2 separate regions of the Homo sapiens genome follow, and region 1 is linked to region 2. The links are chromatin contacts, found by Hi-C or POLR2A ChIA-PET in ENCODE. All regions are on one chromosome and are shown on one strand. Each heading gives the region's core, a stretch centred on a gene start or an enhancer-like site at or near the end of the contact. The rest is flanking DNA. Distances are from core to core; before and after follow the strand shown.

What was found. A loop is a pair of places that touch in the nucleus more often than their neighbours do. ChIA-PET counts read pairs that join two places held with the same protein, here RNA polymerase II (POLR2A).
Region 1: a map of Calu3 shows a loop between it and region 2 (2.3-fold over the local background). The contact joins two enhancer-like sites. A Hi-C loop is called at or near these places in 1 of 168 maps with a recorded cell type or tissue (Calu3). POLR2A ChIA-PET finds 5 or more read pairs at or near these places in 1 of 52 experiments (OCI-LY7).

Annotation. Positions count from the first base shown.
Region 1 is chr5:124,886,844-124,889,812 of GRCh38, forward strand. No RefSeq gene overlaps it. Among named protein-coding and RNA genes, the nearest start is that of ZNF608, 140 kb to the left of the region's middle. Within about 2 kb of position 1,493, at least 6 of the 41 ENCODE cell types and tissues checked have a DNase peak (open chromatin) inside an H3K27ac peak, as active enhancers do.
Region 2 is chr5:124,823,379-124,826,655 of GRCh38, forward strand. No RefSeq gene overlaps it. Among named protein-coding and RNA genes, the nearest start is that of ZNF608, 78 kb to the left of the region's middle. Within about 2 kb of position 1,683, at least 2 of the 41 ENCODE cell types and tissues checked have a DNase peak (open chromatin) inside an H3K27ac peak, as active enhancers do.

The sequences.
Region 1 (2,969 bases), core at 243-2,742, 63 kb after region 2:
AGCAAATACTCCGGGAACGTCAAGTGCTAAAAGTTTGGAGGATTTGATTTTTTTCAGTCCAGTAACCAAAAGCATTTGATCTTTTATTGACAGAATATGGTTGCTGTAAAAAGAAATGAAATGTCCTAAGTATTCAGGGTTGAATAGCTATGAATGCTTTCTATTTTCACTGTTCAAACACCCTTAACTTTATGCTGTGTATAATAATATATTAGCATGTTCAGGGTTTATAAAGAAAATATACTTTTTTTCATGCAGTATTAAAATGGCCCCTTAAAAGTATATATTTCAAGGGAATGAAATTCTCTCAATGTTGTAGTTTTTTTATTAACAATTATTTTTCCAGATTAGTCTTCTGTTCCACCTAGGTAAAACAAGTAAAAATGAAAGTAGCATACAGGGATGTTTCTTATTTGAAAGAGTAGAAAATGTGGTTTTCTTCCAAATTGTGATTTCCTTTGATAAATGTGCCGTTACTTGATACTGGAGACTACGAGCACACTCAAGGGCAACACACAGCCAGGGCCTGGCAGATCCTTGTTGCAGGCCTTTGGAAACAATCCTACTGGGCTAGAATAACAGCTCCATTATTCAGCATGGCAAGTCTATCACCCTACTTACTAGCATAGTTTGGAGGTTAAACAATGGTGTCTCCTGCTACTTACCCATTATCAAATTTCTTCACAATATTTATTTAGACTACTATCACTGAAGCAAGGGCACCAACTCATAAAAACTCAACTTTCTCAGAAGTAAGACTTCATTAAAGAGAACACTCCAAGAGGAAAGTACTCTGGTTAGGAACATTCCTTTACAGTCAAGAAAATCAATTCCAACTTGAGTTTCAAGTATTTCAAAATTACTGGATGAGAGAGATATGTTACTTTTATTAAAAAATTAATGCTCTTTAGAAGACCATCACTTAAATATTAGTGTAATTCATGCTACATCACAGTTAATTGAAAATATCACTGACATTTGTAGATAAGAATGACAATAATAACTGGAAAAATGCATTTAGTTGCCAATGCCTGCAAATAAATGCCGATTTTGCTTACGGCAGACTAGAAAAATAAAAGCAGACCAAGGTATGTTTGTTGGTTATAAGGGTGGGTTGGTCTCATTTAAGTTTACAGTGGGAAATAATATTCATTTGATTTAAAAAAAATCTATGTGAATGATTTAAAGAAAGAAGAAAATCTTTGGGGTAAGTGTTGACATTTAGAATACAGAATCTGCTTTTTACCTTCAGTTGCTGAGAAACTGATCACAGCTTGGTTAATCTTTTACCAGGAAAATGTCCACTGATTAGGTAACTTAGAAACATGTTTATATTTCTTAGCTACTAGGGTAGATCTACCAGCTCAATTTACACGTTAAGCCTAGGAAGTGGAAATTCTTAACCCTGGATATGGATCTGCCCAAACGTCTGTCTTTCATTGGTCTCCAGACTTTGTTTCTATAGCGAAAGCAGCCTCTAGGGGTGGGTGTGTGGGAGAGCGCCCCGGCCCCCAGCAGACACAGGGAGTGAGATATGACAGCACTCTTTAATAATGAAGTGAGCACCGTGGCAAGCCCAGATTCTGAGCAAATTCTCTTTGAAAGGCAAGCAGCTGTGTAATCATTTATCTAGTCTTAGTAGGAAATGGCTTATTTTACACAATTTTCTCAAAAGCAAATTTGAAATCCTCATTGTAATGTGACACCTTCTCTATCCTCAAAGTGCAATGAGGAAGAGAAAATTTAATATAGGAGTCAGCTTTCCCCTCTTATCCTTCACTAACAGCAGCATACTTATTTGATATATAAAAATAATAAAGGTGAAAATTTTGGAAGAGCTGAAGTCACCTTTTTTGGGGGGTGCTTTCATTTTGCTATTGGCTGTTAGTGCTAAGCTGAATTATAACATGTTCCACAACTTTATGGAAGACAAGACTTTGTGTTAACTGCAGAGTAAACTCACCAACTTTTAGTGCTGCCAGTTGTTTACAGTGAAATGGATCCTTGATGTTTTTTTTAGATCCTTGATTTTTACAGCCTTCCAACCACTAACCTTCTCCAGTGATAAATTCTAGGGCAATTTCAAATTCAGAAAGATGACAGTCAATTCCTGAATTTAGGAAGGAAATCGTTTCTTTACATGCTTACTTTGCATTTCAAGTCCGCCAGAAAGGAAGCCCTAGCACATTTGAAAATATCTTGGGAGTTACACAAACGTATGCAAGGCATCTCAGATTTATCTTTGGCATCTCTGCCATTTATTTAGAAGCTGCGCACAAACAGAATCTGTCTTGTCCCATGCAGCCCTTCCATCGCACTAGGAATACATTATTGTGCTTCTGTTTAACATGCAGCCTTAGTGAAAGTACAAATTTGATACAGTTATACTTTTATAACCTTCAGTTTACAGTTGAGCTCTATGCCTTTTTAGTGCTGACTAGAAAATCAGATGGGATGAATCTGGGAATACAGCTTCACAATGTGCATAATCCTGGCTCTGCAACTGAGGAAAATCAATGAGGGGAAGCATTGATCTCCTTGCAGAGTGCAAATGCAGTTAGCTCAGAAACACTCTGCCGGGGATTTTGTTATTCAAGTCATTCAGCTGCACAACATGTTTTCAAACCAAGCTCTTATCATGCAGCAGCTCTCTAGATTCAGCTTAACTCTACTTACACATGCATAAAAAAACATGTCTTCCAAGAGGAAAAATAACTGCATATCCACAGTCAGCTTCTATGTTTGGTCAAGGCTAAGCAAAATAGCCTTCACTTCAGTGACATTTCACTATGTCACTGGGTGGAGAAAACTCCTGCAGGAAGATGTGAGAATGAATCACTTCAGGAAAATATTATCTTCAGCTATGATGAATTTGATGCTTGCCTAGGCTGCTTGGCCAACTTGTTTTCCTTTTTTTCATGAAAAAAAGTAAATGTAACCAAGAAATTATCTGGAGGGCCCACCATCGA
Region 2 (3,277 bases), core at 433-2,932:
TGGCAACTTACTGGAGAATTTTCAGTATCTTGAAAGCTCCTTAGTATTTTGAGAATGGCACTGAATTGTTTCCCTTGTAACAGATTTAGCAAGTGAAAAATGGAGGGTTTTTTTTCCCCTCATTTTCAGACATAATCTTGGCAGAATGTTTAAAAGAAAGATAAACAAAATGTCAGGAACACTTACAAAAGAACACTGCAACAGAGATGCAAGAGGTGGCAGGGAACAGAATAAATGGATATTGTCATACAGATGGCAGCTGCTGCTAGATTGTCCAATACAGTGATATTTAGTTTTCTTCCATGGACACTGAACTCGTTTCAAATAGCCCTGACACGGCAAAAGTGGAAAGGAAGCGCCTTTCCTTTTCTTCTCTGCCACATGGGGTAAGTCATAAAGTCATTCTTGGTACCACGGACTCATCTATTTCCAGAGAGGTTATGAGTGTAAGTGGGAGAATAAATGTTTAGCTTCCCAAATCACCTTGTTCCCTGGGAGGTTTCATCAAACCTAGCAGAATCTGTATGGATGCTCCAAATCTGTCTGTTCTAAGCACCCACAGATGTTTTCTCTTGGCACTCATAATAAGGATCTAGGATTAAATGTTACCATTTAATAATTAATTCCATTCAAACTCTCCCTCCCTTCTGTTGAAGGCTGGCACTCTGGTATAACTGCTGATGTGCTGACATCCTGGAACACCCGAAGTGCTGATTTCCATGCTATTTGTAACATTATATTCAGGATAAAAGTACTTTAATTTCCCAAGATGTAGTATTGTAGTTTTCATAAACTGGACCATATGCTGGGATGTGTTCATACACCTGCAGTTAGTTACATTTATATGTAAAAGTTGTCAGTTGATTTCTTTCAAAGAAATTGAGAATGTGGATTCTCTAACATTCTCCTAAATTATTTTCAATGTGAAATCCCTATGCCTTTATTAGACATATAATATGTTATCACAGAATTATACAAGACTCCTGTTTCTGAATCAGGAATCATCGTCCTCTTTTAAATCACACTACACATCTATAAAATTTTAACATTTGAGGAATCTGAGTGAGAGGTATCCATATAGTCTTTATATTATTTTCTCAACTTTTTGGTAATTCTGAAGTTATTTCAACACAAATCATTAAAAAATTACACTAAATATATGAAGTAGCTTGGTATATTCTTTTAAAATAAAACATCTTCTGTTTTATCTAAAAAAATCTGTCATTTTATATACAGAAAACATGTAGTTTAAAGGTTCTACCCCGCTACCTATAGAAACATAAAGTAACAGATATGTTTGTTGTGTAACTAACAAGGTCACAGGCTGTTCAGCTGCTGGAGCAAACTCGATTAAGCCCGTGATAATCTTTTGAAAGATTGTAATTTATCTCCATTTGAAGGGCATTATCTTAGTTCTTCAGCTATCACAGGGAGCAAGGGTAACAAATATTCAGTGATGAATTTTTGAAAGCTGTAGTCAGATCTTGTTCTCTTAAACCCTTCTAAAGGGCTGTCAAAAGGCAATGAAATAAAAATTGTCAAATTTATCCACAGACTTACATAATGGCTGTTATCTGAGAAAGTGGTTTATGATTCATACAGTCACTACCTTTACTTAAGCAATTTCTTGTTTGTGTTAGATTGAAAACAATCTGTTCCCATTGCTCACGTGGGAGAGATTACCACAAAAGGCTCTTGTTTACTTGCAATAAGAAGCTATGAGACACAAAATCCATGAAGAGGGGATCTATACTCTCAAAACAGTGTGGTACTTTCATTAAGGGTCAGCATTATTGACCACCTTTTTACCGTGTTTTCTTGATTTAAATGTAGATTTTGGAGTCTACAAGTAGCTTTGAATATTTGAAATGGATTTTGAAACTAATTTTTAAGGAGGACGAGAGGAAAATAACTGATTTAGTATCTTCTGCATGGTAGGGGCTCTGCTTGGTAAACAGGTTATTTTTATTGAATTTTGCGAACAACTCCCATGAGGTATATATGATTTACATCTTACAAATAAGCACATTAAACACGGAAGCTGAAGTACACAGCACCCATTCACATTGTGAAGTCATTGAGAATTGAATTGGGGAAATATTCACCACAAAGATATATCTTTCCACTACTATCTATGCTTGCAACTGTTTGTATTTTCTTCCACTTTCTGTTGCTTATAACAGAATACCTGAAACTAGGTAAATTATAAAGAAAATGAATTTATTTCTTATAATTATGGAGGCCAAGAAGTCCAAGATCTAGGGGCTGCACCTGGCGAGAGCCTTCTTGCTGCTAGGACTCTCTACAGAGTCCCCAGGTGGTGCAGGGCATCACATGGTGAGGCGGCTGAGCATGCTAGCTCAGGTCTCTCTTCCTCTTTTTATAAAGCCACCAGTCCCACTCCAGTGATAACCCATTAATCCATGAACCCATTAATCCATACATAGATTAATCCATTAAGGATGGCAGAGCCCTTATAACCCAATCAACTTAAAATTTCCACCTGTCAATACTGCCACATTGGGAATTAAATTTCCATGTGGGTTTTAGAGGGGATAAATGTTCAAACCCTAGCAGTTTTAAAAATGTTTTTGTACAATTTTGTCCGATCATTTGCTCAAGTGAGTGATTTTTTTCCCATCTATGCTGAGAACAGTTTCTTTGAGGTGCAATATTGCTATGATGTAGATATTCAAGTGGCCTGAAAAGCCTCAGTAACACTCAGTAAGTGTGGCCTCACTGATTCTCAAAAGAGTAAAATAAAAGTGGGGGATGGGGAGGGAGAAGAGGAACTGATAGGCCATTCCAGTGTCTTGTGTATTTAGAATGCACAGACCCACTAGCTTTAAAATATTACTTTATGTAACTTAACTTTTTGCTAGTTAGACTTGGGAAGGGTGATGAGAGAGATGGAGTATGGCAAGAGTAGTGTAAGAGACATACAATTCAACTTTCTGTAAAAAAGTAAATGCATAATCTTTATACACGGTTTTTCAGTTGTCTGTAAAGCCAACCACATAATTAGGCCAAGTTATTTGAGCACAGGAGAGAGACCAAGACTACCTTGTATTTTTGATAGACTTGGTTTAACTTAAAAATGGAGAATGACTAAGACAGGCTTATAAACATTAAAGTAATTTAGAAACTTACATATTTACAAATTAAATGCTTTTACCCACAAAATATCAAATGCAGCATAATTATGCTATTCATAAGATAGTAATAGGATTAAATTTTTTTTTTTTTTGAGACAGAGTCTCACTCTGTCACCCAGGTT